Regions from separate parts of the Homo sapiens genome. Here regions 1, 2, 3 and 4 are each linked to region 5. Evidence: chromatin contacts called from ENCODE Hi-C or POLR2A ChIA-PET data. All regions are on one chromosome and are shown on one strand. Each heading gives the region's core, a stretch centred on a gene start or an enhancer-like site at or near the end of the contact. The rest is flanking DNA. Distances are from core to core; before and after follow the strand shown. Region 1 overlaps KLF12 (KLF transcription factor 12). Region 2 holds the start of KLF12 (KLF transcription factor 12). Region 3 overlaps KLF12 (KLF transcription factor 12). Region 4 has its middle 280 kb from the start of LINC00348. Region 5 holds the start of MZT1 (mitotic spindle organizing protein 1).

What was found. A loop is a pair of places that touch in the nucleus more often than their neighbours do. ChIA-PET counts read pairs that join two places held with the same protein, here RNA polymerase II (POLR2A). Pooled maps may share reads with other maps.
Region 1: a loop to region 5 is called in a pooled map, with 5 times the contacts of the local background. The contact joins the enhancer-like site here to the promoter of MZT1 in region 5. A Hi-C loop is called at or near these places in 1 of 37 single-sample maps with no recorded cell type and 2 of 50 pooled maps. POLR2A ChIA-PET finds 5 or more read pairs at or near these places in 1 of 52 experiments (GM12878).
Region 2: a loop to region 5 is called in a map of HCT116, with 10 times the contacts of the local background. The contact joins the promoter of KLF12 here to the promoter of MZT1 in region 5. A Hi-C loop is called at or near these places in 4 of 168 maps with a recorded cell type or tissue (CD4-positive, alpha-beta memory T cell, CD8-positive, alpha-beta T cell, HCT116 and 1 more), 17 of 37 single-sample maps with no recorded cell type and 15 of 50 pooled maps.
Region 3: a map with no recorded cell type shows a loop between it and region 5 (12-fold over the local background). The contact joins the enhancer-like site here to the promoter of MZT1 in region 5. A Hi-C loop is called at or near these places in 1 of 37 single-sample maps with no recorded cell type and 2 of 50 pooled maps. POLR2A ChIA-PET finds 5 or more read pairs at or near these places in 1 of 52 experiments (activated CD4-positive, alpha-beta T cell).
Region 4: a loop to region 5 is called in a map of natural killer cell, with 14 times the contacts of the local background. The contact joins the enhancer-like site here to the promoter of MZT1 in region 5. A Hi-C loop is called at or near these places in 5 of 168 maps with a recorded cell type or tissue (CD4-positive, alpha-beta T cell, CD4-positive, alpha-beta memory T cell, CD8-positive, alpha-beta T cell and 2 more), 7 of 37 single-sample maps with no recorded cell type and 11 of 50 pooled maps.

The regions. Positions count from the first base shown.
Region 1 is chr13:73,966,630-73,969,329 of GRCh38, forward strand. The region is part of intron 2 of KLF12 (KLF transcription factor 12); the gene reads right to left. Among named protein-coding and RNA genes, the nearest start is that of KLF12, 170 kb to the right of the region's middle. Within about 2 kb of position 1,307, at least 2 of the 41 ENCODE cell types and tissues checked have a DNase peak (open chromatin) inside an H3K27ac peak, as active enhancers do.
Region 2 is chr13:74,132,895-74,135,660 of GRCh38, forward strand. KLF12 (KLF transcription factor 12) reads right to left here and starts at 1,510. Exons shown (of 8, transcript NM_001400136.1): 1 at 1,078-1,510. RefSeq lists enhancers at 1-167, 198-247 and a silencer at 1,257-2,766.
Region 3 is chr13:74,061,664-74,064,363 of GRCh38, forward strand. All of the region lies in intron 1 of KLF12 (KLF transcription factor 12), which reads right to left. Among named protein-coding and RNA genes, the nearest start is that of KLF12, 71 kb to the right of the region's middle. Within about 2 kb of position 1,353, at least 22 of the 41 ENCODE cell types and tissues checked have a DNase peak (open chromatin) inside an H3K27ac peak, as active enhancers do.
Region 4 is chr13:71,289,751-71,292,450 of GRCh38, forward strand. No RefSeq gene overlaps it. Among named protein-coding and RNA genes, the nearest start is that of LINC00348, 280 kb to the left of the region's middle. RefSeq lists an enhancer at 1,439-1,728. Within about 2 kb of position 1,366, at least 12 of the 41 ENCODE cell types and tissues checked have a DNase peak (open chromatin) inside an H3K27ac peak, as active enhancers do; they include CD4-positive, alpha-beta T cell, CD8-positive, alpha-beta T cell and natural killer cell, where a contact is called at or near this core.
Region 5 is chr13:72,726,250-72,728,949 of GRCh38, forward strand. It overlaps MZT1 (mitotic spindle organizing protein 1), which reads right to left and starts at 1,380. Exons shown (of 3, transcript NM_001071775.3): 1 at 1,275-1,380. The coding sequence starts at 1,353. BORA (BORA aurora kinase A activator) reads left to right here and starts at 1,674. Exons shown (of 12, transcript NM_024808.5): 1 at 1,674-1,758; 2 at 2,677-2,700. The coding sequence starts at 2,692. RefSeq lists silencers at 826-885, 841-1,022, 1,546-1,695 and enhancers at 1,116-1,185, 1,906-1,955.

The DNA.
Region 1 (2,700 bases), core at 57-2,556, 1.2 Mb after region 5:
TTTTCACTCACTGACACACAAAGTAGTCAATTCCTTACATTTGCCCCCAATCTTCCACAATCCTTTCTCCTGTTCAAGAGACAGCAACCTTAAAGTCTTCTACCCAGCAACGAAACCCAATGACACTGAATTTATATGCCCAGTAATGTGCCGGCACTTTACTCAGGAAACACTGTCAAATGTTAGTTAATATTCCAAAACATGCAGCTGACTTCTAGCTAACTGACTTGTCCATGTTAAAGAAAAATTATAACTAATTTCAGCCACTTAAATATCCCAGACTGAGAAAAAGAAAATGTAAAATGACATGCATTGCATATTGACCTGTAAGTTTTATAACTAAAAATCTTATAAATAGTAACCAAAATGACTTCCAGGATATGCGTAAGGACAATTAAAAATACTCACTTCTGACAAGTTCCTTTGCTTTAAAAAGGCCTCTAATTTTGTTTTCTAATACCTTCCTATGAATGCAAATGTAACACTTCCCAAATCCATAATTAAATGCATCTTTGACTTGGGAATCTGTTTTCCTGGCCCATGAGAAAGAGTTCACAGAAGATGGAGAGTCTGAGCATCAGAGGGGTTTAACCAAGAATGATCCATTAAAATAGGTTTGCACCAGTTACCAAAACTGAGAAAAATGAGTTTGAATCTGTGCAGAGAGGCACAGAAATGCCAAGGTGAAGGAGCCTGCCAAGGCTGGAATACACGGTCACTAAACAAATAACGCATGGTGTATTCAACGCCAGAAGAATACAGTGGATGATGTGTAAATGAGAGTCTAAGGGACCCAGCTCCAAGACAAAGTCAAGATTTTAAAAAAGAAATACCACTCCTGCTGAGACTCTCATCCTTCCGCCAAGGAGGAGTCCATGCCATCACCTTTGTAAGCAAGGCATCTGATATAGATAACCCCATACAACCCTTAAGGTGTATTATTCTTGGTACCAAACATGTGTCATTTTTACAAAACAGTCATCCAGTCATAAGGCAGGTCTGTCTCTTCATCAATAAGCCTCACTTATACAGCATTCTTAGGAATATTGTGTTCTCACGAGTTTCGTTTTCTGGATGGGTGAGGGGTTCTCTCTTTTAATTGCAAATTTAAAAGAGAAAATACTAAGTACTTGGGATGGAAATAATCCTAATATCTTCTACATAGAAGGCAAGGGACATAAGTTAACTTTTTCCTGATGACTCAGACTAATAATTATGAGCATCAGTGACGATGAAATGCTGCATACTGAGATAACTTCAGGGCCCACTGAAGTGTATCGAGGCTCAGTGACCTGAAACTGCTGTGCTTCTTGAGTTCTTGTATCTGCATATTAGAGTCTGTCAGGCTACTACTTCTCAATATGGTCATGTTCTTTTTATAGATGCTCCTTCTGCCCTATGGTGAAACAGAAAGAACACTGAACTTAGAGTGAAGTCAATTTAGGTTATTATTTCTAGCTGAATGATCCTGGATAAGTCACTTAACATCTTTGGGCCCAAGTCAAATGAGGAACTTCAACTATCTCTCAAGGTCCTTTTCTTTGCTCAGATGCTTAATTTACATTTGCTGCTTCTCATCTGTTGTAGACTTTGAAATGAGAAAAATAAGTCAGCTAAATTTGCATAGGAAGTAACATAAAATAGAAATATAAGCACACAACATGCTCTCTTGTAAGTGAAGCATAAATACCTTATGACATCTATTTGTCTTCTCAGAGGCCTTACTTGTGTAATTTGTAGTCACTGGTGGGGTCTCAGACAGCTATGATTTCTGGATAATTATGATTCTATGCATGATATTTCACTATATTTCCATATGCTTCTATTTTACCTAATATTCTCAAGGCAAATCATTATTTGATAATAGCTTTATTTCAAGCCACCGAAGAAGAGAATCTGTGTATCTTTCGTCGTCATCTATGCTTGTCAGCAAACTGCAAAATGAATACTCTCATCTTGGGACTTTGACTTATTCAATGGTTTCAATGACACTGACCACTTAAGAAAGTTTTCTAAAAGATGATGCTTTTGAAAACATAAGACACAGTAGAAATGTAAAGAATATTTTTGCAAACTCCACGAGGAAAGATAATTTATTCGTCTTTTATTTTCTAGAGTCCCTAACACATGATTTGTCTATTACTATCATCATCAGGAACTTAAAAAACCACATCCAAGTCCACTTCTCTTCTCCCTCGACACGTTGATCCCTGAAGTCCAAGTCATGCTCACAGCTGTACTTCCAGCTCTGCACAGATCATCCATCTCCAGCTCCCACCTCTCCCCTGAGTTCTGGATCTCTATTCCCTATCATAACCTCCGTTTGGATTTCCCATAAAGTGTCTAAGAAAGTTTATATTGCCTCCTCATCTCACATCTCTCTCCCTTACCCCATACTTTAAAAAAAAAAAAAAAACCTATAGCAATTATTCGAAAATTCTTCTACTATATTGGAGTGGGAGGAATACTAATCCAAGAGCATGCTGGGTGGGTGCTGCATCAGGAGGGAAGAATATCCAAGAAATATGAATCCATAATTACTGACGGGCCAGAATACAAAAGCTACCTTTTTGGAGGTTCTAAAGCAGCCAATCCTAGGCAATGACTGGATAATCAAAGTTTATACTGCCTGAAGTGAAGTGAACATGTGACTATATAAAAGTAGAGAAAGGGGTTATAAAGCCCATGGGGCTGGGTGTT
Region 2 (2,766 bases), core at 260-2,759, 1.4 Mb after region 5:
GGGGAGCATCTAACGTGAACACCAACTAATGTCGCGGAGGTCAAGTCTGAACCCTCAGAGTGAGCTTCTGAGGCAAGAAGTGGCTCCCAGGCCGGCTCTGCGGGTTCCCGGCCCGGGTGGACGTACAAAGTTGCCCCTTGTCAACTCCGGCCAGGTCCCCCGTAATTGAAAATAACAGCCACCGGCCAGCCCCTGGCTACTTGCATGGACCAGGCACTGTAGCAAGTGACAGTTACACATCATTACGACCAGAGACAATAATGAATGTAGCACCAGGAGCACTATTCATGCCAGCAGTGTCATCTCCGCCTTAACCCCTTCCCCTCCACTCTCTCCAGCGCGCACACACAGCCCACACGGTCCCGGTGCGGAGCTATTCATCCACCCCGCTCGAGGCCGGGGGGCCAACTACTTCCACGAGCCCCCCCTCCCCCCCAAGTTCAGCCCTGGGGTTTTATTTCACATCCTTGGCAACTGTCAGGCAAACACTGCAACCAACAATTCCACTAGGGGTAGAAAAACACTTGCTTAATTCACGTTACTTGATAACTTCTTCTGGAAAAAAAAAATTAGGGGAGGTGGGGAAGAAACCTCCTTCTTTCTTCTCCACGAATCCGACCGACGCTACTTGCTTTGCAACAGCATCGCCCTTCCCCGGCCCCCTCCCGCTTCCCAGCACTTTCCCCCTTTAAGAACACAGACCAACCAAAATGATTTAACTTGAGCAGATGACAGAAGGAAAATAAAACACGTTAAGAGAATACGGTCTGATTTGGGATGGCAAAAAAAAAAAAAAAAGAGGAGGGGGTTGTTTATTTTGATAAGAAACGGAATCGGCACAGACCTGAACAGAAGCTGCAGAGCAGGAGAAATTGTTTTCTTTCCCTCACACAGAGTCCCCCTCTCTCTCTCCCTTTCTCTCTCTCACACGCGCGCGCGCACACACACACACACACTCGCACACACACGGCGTCACCCGCGCACACGCACACGCAGAGCCTCTCAGCGGCTCTCTGCAGTTCTCAGGAAATGAATGGGGGGCAACCCGGGGAACTGTTGTACTTGCAAATGACTTACCCGGATCACATGATGCGCTAAATGTAGGGTGGGCCGGTGGGTGGAGGCTGCCGAGTTGCGAGCCCCGGTCTAGTGTGGGGAGCCTCGCCAGGCCCGCATCGAATTACCCCGGGGCCCAGCCGAGGGGGTTGCAGGACGCCGCTTCTCCTCCCTCGCAGCCCGCAGCTCAGGAAACCGGAGAGGCGCTTGGGGTGGGGTGGGGTGGGGTGCTGTGAGGGGGGGGGCCGAAAACAAGAAACCCCCAAACAAAAGAGCTCCGGGTCCTCCTCCCCAGAAACAAAGCCCCGCCGCTGCCGGCGAGCCCCGGGGTGGGGCCGAGGGCGGGGGCGGCGGCGGGGAGGGGCTCGCTCAGCAGGCGCTAAGTCGCTTTATTGCCATAAAATGGGGCCCCCGAGCCGCTCCGCCCGAGGATTAGGAGGCGGGCTCTGAGTGTGATGGTTGAAATCCCCTGTGGGAAACTAACCCCTCCCCGCTCGCAGAGGTAGAAGGCAACACCCACTGCCCGGCCCTCGCCTCCCCGCCCGGACCGCCGGGCTGGGTCCGCGGCGCCTCCACCCCGCCCCACCCCGCCCCACCCCTGCCCCCGCCCTCCGGCCCCGGGCCTCGGCAGCGCTTCCCTTTCACCTGCACCACTTTGCTGCGGCACCCCAAATAACCCACACATGGCCCTGGGAGCTCGGGGAGTCGTCGGCCGAGGGGGCCCGCGGGGGCTTGCGGCGGGAGGGACCCCTGGAGAGCAACTCGCTGGGCAAGGACTCGCGCCGAGCCGCGAGAAAGTCTCCTCTTTTGTGTCAGAGCGCGCCAGACAGGCTTAGGAGAATTCGGGGACCCAAAAAGCGTGCAGCCCGCTTGGGCCCCCACCCCTCGCCGCACCCGCCCGGGTGGGGGCGCGCAGTGGAGGGAGGGGGCTGTCGCCCGGGTCGTCCCCGCGGCTCGCCCGCCAGCGAACTTGGAAAGGTGTGGGCGGAGCCGGCCGGGACTGTGGGGCAGCTCGCGGGGACCGCCCCTGGGCGCCGGGCATCGCCCGCGCCGGGCAACAATGGGGTCAGGCAGGGGCAGCCCCGCGGGCGGTGCCCCCCGCGCGCCGGTGGGGCGGGCGGAGGGCCGGGCGCGGCAGGCAGGGGAGTCATTGTTTGGGTTCCGGAGCGACGCACGTTGCGGGCGAAGCGGGGGCGCCCCTTTTCCCTGCGCTTCACCTTGGCGGGATGAATGGGGGCGAGGCGGAGATGCGCGCCTGGCCTCGCCACCCCAGCGAAGGGGCCCCTGCCTGCGCCAGTTCTGTGGGAAAGCACGCAAACTTGGAGGACTGGGGCAGAGGAAGCGGGATCTGCAGACCCCCGCGGGGCCCGGGGGCGGCGGGGAAGGGAGTCCAGCTCCACTGCCCCACGCCCAGAGCGGAGCCCCAAGAAGCGGACGGCCCGGAGCCGAGTCCTTGACGCTCTCCCCGGCAGCCCCTCCCTCCCCGCCTCCGCGCCCCGGGGAGCGGATCCGCGGGATTGTGGGGCGGGAGAGGGAGGAGGCGGCCGGGCGGCCCTGCAGTTCCCGCGGCGGCTCGGAGGGCGCGGGGTCAGCGCCGAGCCGGAGGGTCGGCGGGGGCGGGGAGCAGACGGGGCGGAAGCGGCCGGGCGGGCGGGGCGCGCGGCGGACGGAGGCGGGAGGCTGTGGGCCCGCCTCCTCACCATCCTAGGT
Region 3 (2,700 bases), core at 103-2,602, 1.3 Mb after region 5:
CAAGTATCCCGAGGCTAATCTGATCCTTTTCCCACTGAAACATGGTGGCACTCTCTGAGCAAAAGTCTTTAATTTGAAGGAAGCATCCTCCTAAATAAAGGTTCAACTACTTTGAATACGTAAAGTATTGTAGAAATCAAGGTCACACATGATTTTTATACCTTGACGTTATATGATAGCTTTCTGAAACTTTTAACTGGAAAAAATATAAAAGTTGTGCCTTTCTAACCATAAATTTTAAGAAGTAAACAAAAGAATATATGAATACATAAGCCTTAGTCACATATAAACACCTATACTACATACTTTGGTGGGGTTTTTTTGCACTAGTGCTTGCTTTCAGAAGAAAAGTGCCAGCAGAGTCTTCCTCAGTTGTCTTGAGACTGTGGTTACCCTATTTCTAATAAACAAGGCAGCTTCCTGTCTCTGGCTTCTCATTGCTAAATCAGGGTTGAATTCTGGCAGCTTTCATAGCCCTGACCCCTGAGTGCACCCATGTTAAAGAGTGTCTGCTTTGCTTCATTCCTTATTGTAAAAAACGACTCATCATGGAGCACCTCTTGTTTTAAAATCTTGCTTTTCATCAGTGAAGCTCAAAATGAGTTAATTTCTTACACTCAAAACTTAGTCTCTCATTTTCTCTATATTTGTCTCTATTTGGTTGATGTATCTGGACTTTTTCTAAGTCTCTAAAGGGATGAAGCTGTGTACACTTTTAGATCGTTTCGGAAGTGGTTAAAACAGCATCCTGTAGATGATTTTATGATCAATCAAGTATTCATTTATGCTTTTCTCTTAAGCATCTTTAGTGACTGAGCCCATAAGGCAAGAGTTCATAGTCAGACAATTAAAATGCACTTCATGTTACAAAACAATTTTTTTAAACAAGTGATAGAACTTGTTCTTAAGGGCTTAAAAATGCAATTTACAAGTATTTTCTTCCACTTTGGGGTTGTTCTGAAGTAATTTACTGTGCAGCATGATATTCAATTTGTCTTCAATATGCTGATAAATTATCTATAAATCTGTCTTTGTTTTGCTTGTAATCTCTTACAGAGCTGTGTCAGCAAAGGGCATCCTTTGCATTTCTGACCCTTTTGTGTTAAAAAAGAAAAACGAAAAAATCCATCTAGCTCTAGAAACAAAAGATTTCATCTCCAGCTTTTCACCATCACCATTTTCCTAACCCACAGGAACCTATTTTGTTGGATGGTTGGTCCCTTGACAATGAGACCCCACTTGAAATAACCTGAAAAGGCTAGAGATCCTCTTCACCCACTTTCTGTGTGGGCCATTACACAAGCCCTCATGCTTCCCAGAGATGTCAGAGCCCCAGCCGGTGTGAAATGGTGATGCTGTCAGTCAGCAGGAAAATTTTTTGCTTCGGAAAAACCTCTCTCTCCGAGCTTCCTCTGTGCCGCACCTCCAGCTGCCTCGGTGCACCATGTCAGGGTGCTAAAATAGCTCAGGCTTGATGACTTCACTAGTTCTCACAAACAGGCCAGTTGGCAGAACTCTAATGCAGTCTGCTCCTGAGTGGAAGACATTTTTTTTTCTCCCCACCATCCTCTAATATGAATACTTAGTTTCATTTTGACTCTGGAAGAAGTCTCCTTTCTGGGAGTCAATTCAGCACAAACTTAATGCAAACGTTTCAAAATGCTTTAAGGAGGCTTGAACTAAAGAGCTACCCTAAAGCCAATACCATGCATTCAGACTGCACTATTATTTCCTATGCTAACCTTCAAGGACATCAAAACTGCTAGGTAAATTAACCTTATTTAACAACCTTCATATTTCATTTATCTTAGGGCCAAATATCTTCCTCAAGAATAGTATTAATAACTGATAATCAGCCAAGATTTTAATGTCTTATTTCTCAGGTTTACTCCTTTCCCACAAGTAAGGAGGTCAACAGAAAATATCAAAGTAAAAATTAACTACCACTACATGTACTCAGCATAAAATGACAGGGGGCCTTTAAAGGCAATGTCCTGTAATCACAGCAAACTTTAGTGATTAATACTCAAATAGATTTGAAATTTTTTTTACAGTATAAGGTACTCATGCACTAAAAAAGGTGTTCTGTATTAGACTACCAAATTTTATTTTAGTATTTATAATTTTCCCTTATAGTTTTTCACTTCCTTTTGTAATTACCACATACTAGCAAAAAAATACTGCAAGAAAACTAGAACTTTCTGATGTTCCAGTTTCCTAATTCAGTGCTGTGCCCAAGCTGCCCTTTGATTCCAAAAGACAGCATTTAGATTAACTGCTTCAGTGCCCTGTGGACACAAAATTTATGCCCAAAGAAGAAGCTTCCATATGATTCTATAGACATGAGCTAATAAAATAATTTGGTTCACTGGTTTAAGATGGTTCCTCTAAAAGGGGTGCAATATCCCTGTCCCCAAAAGAGGAAAAAAATCACAAACATTCTATTCCCAGCACCCCTCAGTTCCTCTCACTATCTGTCCATTACAAACAGCATCTAAATACCACTGCCATCTTGCAATGGTGATGATGGAAAACCACCCCTCTCCATCACCAAGAAAAACATCACAGGGATTCTCAGAGAACACATAGGCTCATATATAACTGTATATTTTTAAAATGCATTTTACCATACAATGATTTGTTCATTCCATAAACATTTGCCTAGTACCTTGCATGTAGCAGGTATTACATATGATTTTC
Region 4 (2,700 bases), core at 116-2,615, 1.4 Mb before region 5:
TCCAGAGTTTATTCCTTCTGATGTTCAGATGTGTCTGGAGTTTCTTCCTTCTGGTGGGTGTGTGGTCTCGCTGACTTCAGGAATGAAGCCGCAGACCTTCGCAGTTAGTGTTGCAGCTCTTAAAGGTGGCGCGTCTGGAGTTGTTTGTTCCTCCTGGTGGGTTCATGGTCCCGCCTACTTCAGGAGTGAAGCCTCAGACCTTCGCAGTGAGTTTTACAGCTTATAAAGCTAGTGCAGACCCAAAGAGTGAGCAGCAGCAAGATTTATTATAAAGAACAAAAGAACAAAGCTTCCACAGTGTGGAAGCAGACCCCAGCGGGTTGCTGCTGCTGGCTGGGATGGCCAACATTTATTCCCTTATTTGGCCCCTCCCATGCCCTGCTGATTGGTCCATTTTACAGAGTGCTGACTGGTCCGTTTTTACAAAATGCTGATTGGTGCATTTACAAACCTTTAGCTACACACAGAGTGCTGATTTGTCCGTTTTTACAGAGTGCTGATTGGTGTGTTTACAAACATTTAGCTAGACACAGAGTGCTGATTGGTGTGTTTACCATCCTTTAGCTAGACAGAAAAGTTCTCCAAGTCCCCACCCAACCCAGAAGCCCAGCTGGCTTCACCTCTCACTGGGATACTCCTTCAACAGTTAGCCTAGCTTGCACTGAGCCTAAATATCAGCCCAACCTGAAAGGTTAAGGTCATCTCAGGTGTTTTCTGAACATGCCTCTTGGCTTTCTAAATTCCCAAGTGTGCGTGTTGCTTTTGAGAGTTCTAGTTTCTAAAACAAACAAACAACATTTCTTAGCTTTTTCCCACAGGTCTTAGGTGGTCTATTGTTTGTTTTGACTGTACTTTTCTGCCCCAGTCAACAAAGGATTGTTAGTTTTACTTACAGTATTTTTGAGCAATGACCACTACTGGAGATAAAATCCTGACTTTGCCTTTCACTACTCTGAATTTGAGCAATTAGTTTAACTATTGTGTTAAATAAACTTATTTCTAAAACTTTTATTTTTGTTGTTGTTGTTTTCATTTGTTTTCAAAATGTTTCAGCCGTTTGGGGAAGGCAGCAAACAAGATATCTGCAAACATGTTTGGTCTACTAATATTGGTTATTAATATTATTCCTGTTGAGACCAGAAGTCTTCTCCTCATGGAAGGTTTTTTTCTCAAAGGGTTCGTGATCTCATGGACTTCAAGGAATGAAGCCATGGACCTCAGCGGCGAGTGTTACAGCTCAATTGGAGAAATGCGTGCACCCAAAGAGTGTGTGGCAGCAAGATTTATTAAAGTGAAAGTAAAGTGAAAGCGAAAGTAAAGCTTCCACGAGGTGGAAGGAGACCCGGAAAGGTTGCCGTTTTTGGCTTGGGTGTCTTATGCTTATATCCCCTTATGACCCCTCCTCTTTTCCTTTTTCTATCCTATAGAATTAGCTTATTTTCAATCCGCTTGTGGGTTGGCAGGCTTGATTGGTTAAAAACATCAGGCTGCAGCTAGAGCTTAAACTCCCTGTATGATTGGTTGAAGTGTCAATCCCTTAGCTTGCAGCTGTGACTCATTTTGGCTTAGGGGAAGGTCCCCTTTGATTGGTTGAAGTTTCAATCCCTTAGCTTGCAGCTATGACTTATTTTTGGCTTAGGGGAAAGTCCCCTTAGGGAAGTCCCTATTGACCCAGGAAGTCCAGCCAACTTAGCCACTTAGTCCCTCACTGTTACCGAAACACTGTTTACTGAAACAGCAATCTGTCTGTTACCGAAACATTGACATTAGCCTTAGGTTACTGAGAAGGTAAATGACAGGAGCTAGTGAGGTTTCTCTTAACTAGGATAGCAGTGCTTATATATCTTGATTTTCCCAGGAGGATCTTAGTTTATATTTATTGTTCCAGCATATAAATGGTGTCCCTTTTCAAATGTTAAAGTATTGTAAATTACATAGATAGTGTCCCTAGCTGTGATTCTGTGGACATCACACCATACATTGACCTTTCAGAAAGGGAGTGGTTTAGCCAGACAATAAAAGAAGACATCTAGCTTTCATTTTACTCCTGTCTTCTACCTCAACTATGTCTCTCTTCTTCTTCCTTAATAGCAGAAACTCAATTTTTAGTTGGACATATTGCTATCTAGAACAAAAGACAACAGTTCCTAATCTCTCTTGGAACTTTGCCAACCAGAGGACTAAATTCTGAAAACTGGTATGTGAGTGTTGGGTGGGACTGTTATGGGTGAGAAATATCTGAGTCTCACAGCACCAAATGTGTTACCAGTGCAAGTAGTTGAGTCTTAAGGCACCAAATATGTTACCGATAGTAGGCATCGAGTCACTGGCAGCGAATCCGTATGGATCTGCAGCAATCTCAATTCTTGCCTCCTCAGAAGAAAGAATTTGACTGAGGGCATAAGGCAGAAAAAGAGACCAAGGCAAGTTTCAGAACAGGAGTGGAAGTTTATTTTAAAAGGCTTTAGACTAGGAAAGAAAGAAAAGTACGCTTGGACAAGACACAAACAGGCATGTGAAAGTCAGGTGTAATGTTTCGCCTTGATCCTAGGACTTGATAGGCTGGTCCCTTCCCCATGATTCTTCCCTTATGGTGGGCTTTCCACATGAACAGTGTCCTTACGCTTGGGAGGTAAGTACACACAGTGTTTAGGAAGTTGTATGCATGCCCATCTGCGGCTTTTTTCCCTTTTCTGGTGG
Region 5 (2,700 bases), core at 130-2,629:
GGAAACTCCGTCTCTACTAAAAATACAAAAAATTAGCCGGGTGTTCTGGCGGGCACCTGTAATCCCAGCTACTCCAGAGGCTGAGGCAGGAGAATCGCCTGAACCCGGGAGGCGGAGGTTGCAGTGAGCCGAGGTTGCGCCATTGCACTCCACCCTGGGCAACTACAGCAAGACTGTGTCTCAAAAAAGAAAAAAAGAGCCTACGGTGAAGGAGAGAGAGATACAGCAGTGAGAATTTCATAGGGTTATCTTTTAACAGAGACGGAAGCTGACGTGAGTAGACCCTGGAAAACGTCTAGGCCCACTGCAAATAACAACATCGATCAAACACTCATAATACAGGTGGATGTGAGTAAAAAGGAGACAAAGAAAGAAGACTACAAGAGAGAGGCCATCTGAAATAATATAAAAATAATTGATCATCTTTGATATGTTTTTACATGGTTGTCTTATTTAAATATTCACAACTCCTGGAGGTAGGGTTTTATTTTACAGAAAAAAAAAAAAAAAAAACTAAACAGGCTCAATGATGTTTAAGTATCTAGTCCAAGCTCACCACAGGGGCATAAAGTGGCAGAACCGACATTAGAGGGTAGACAGAGGGTAACCGCAAGACACAAATTTCGTGTTCTGCAACACTTGTGTAGGCTTCACACACACGTGCCTCCGGGGCCGAAAACAGGCGACACCATAGCACTTGGGCACTGGTGTCACCCGCTTCAAGAGGAAACTAGGATAATTATGACCAAAGGGGAACTTGTTCATTCGCCGGATATTAAAGGTGCCTACTTAAGTGCGAAGAACAGGAGGCATAGCGGTGACCAAACACCTGGCCCCTGTCCCCGCCGGGATCCCAACCTTGGGGACCCCCGAAGCGCCCCGGGCGGGAATCGGGTGGGACGCGGCACGCAGGAGGGAACGGGTGTACTGGGTGGGGTGGGCGTGACGCTGTCACCGCAGGAGATCGGGCGGGTAGGGCGGACCTGGGATGCGGGATAGAGGGGGCGCGGCATTCGCGCGAGAGGGACGCGGTGCGCAACCGGCTGACTAGGGGCCGCAACGCCTAGCGCGCGCGACAAACTACGCAGCGGCGGAGACAACTCTCAAGGGATAGGGCCATCAGCCCTGCGGCCCTGGCAGGTCCCTACCAAAGATCTTGGAAGATGCCGTTTGGGGCACTAAGGGGACCTGAAGTCCTCCCCAGGCTCATTCCCGCCTGGGGGCCTTGGCTCTGGGAAGGCACGCAAGGTAAAGGGAGCGCAACGGAAACTCACCGTCCATGGTCTCCCGCACCGCATTCAGATTCGCCGCCGCGGCCGCCGCCGCCGCCCCAGCACCGCTGCTACTCGCCATGGCTAAGGCCGAGGGAGGCGGGAGAAGGGCCTGACCCGGAACTGGAGCGCCTTCCTCTCTCCGAGGCAATCACACAGCGCGTCTCGGCCCACGCCGGGCAGGCTCCGCCCCTCGCGCTCGCCGCCGGCGTGAGGCTGCGTTGATTTGAATTTGGAGCCACGTTCCTCTGCGCGGAACGTGGAGCGAGGAGTTGCCATTCGAATTTCCTACGCGGCCTCCGTGCGATTGGCTGGTTCGCGGATGGCGGGACGACACGATTGGCTAGTCGCTCACAAGCCCCGTGCCCTGGTTGGCCCAAGACAGCGCGGAAGCGGGGAGTTAAAGAGTCTATGCCTGTCGTGGAAGCTGGCCTGGCCCCCGGAGCTCCCTGGAGTCGGTACTGGGGGCTTCGTTTTGTACGCACCGGTAGGTACGCTCTTTGTGGTCCCTGGCCTTTCCTCCTGTCTGAATGGAGAGGTTTCTTTTCCCAGCTCCTGACTTGCCTGCCCGCTCGCCCCTGGTGAATGGGAGCAGTCAGGGAGTAGGTGTGGAAGAGAGGGGCACCAGAAAGAGTGGCCACGTAGGGTTGGGGGCGACGCCTCCTTCGCACTCCATCCAGGGAAGCCGGCTGCATCTCAACCTTCCAGAAGTAGACTCTTTTCCACCCCACCCCGCCAAGGTGTAGCCTCTGTAGCCTCCTTTGATTGCAAGTAATGCAGTCTCCCTTTCTATCCCGGGAGGGGTGGAGGGGAGGTCTTGGCGAAAGGAGGATTTTTGGAGGAAAGGGGACCCCAGGCAGTTAATTTCCTAGCCCCTGTCAATCATACTTCTCTGGCTAGGACTCATGTGCAAGAAAGGCACAAGCTTCCTCATCTCTTACCTGCTTGCTACAAAGAATTGTTTAATAGCAACTGTAGTTGGATAGGGTATCCGAAGAATGTTCATAGTGTTGAGACATGAGATGATGAATTTAAAAAAAATTGTAGCTATAAGTCCTTTAGTTGAGAAGAGATCTGGGCCTGTTGTAACCTTTAGTTTCCTCAGAGGCAGATCTGAATTCATTCATATTTGATTGCTGCGTATAAGCCACTTCACTTCTCTGAGCTTAATACTTTCGCAAAATAATATCACTAGTAAGTTACTGCTATAGCTTTCAAGGTTGTTTCGAGGATCAGTTGAGAACATTTATATGTGATACTTTTTTTGTAAGCTGTATCATAGCCCCAAGAGTGTGAGGTTTTGAGTTGTTTTTTGTGACACATTTGTCGAGTACATTTTAATAGTTAAAATTAATATCTATGGGACTTTGTAATTTTAACATGCATACTCTTGATTTCTTTTTAGTTTTCTCTCTGTGCTATGGGAGAT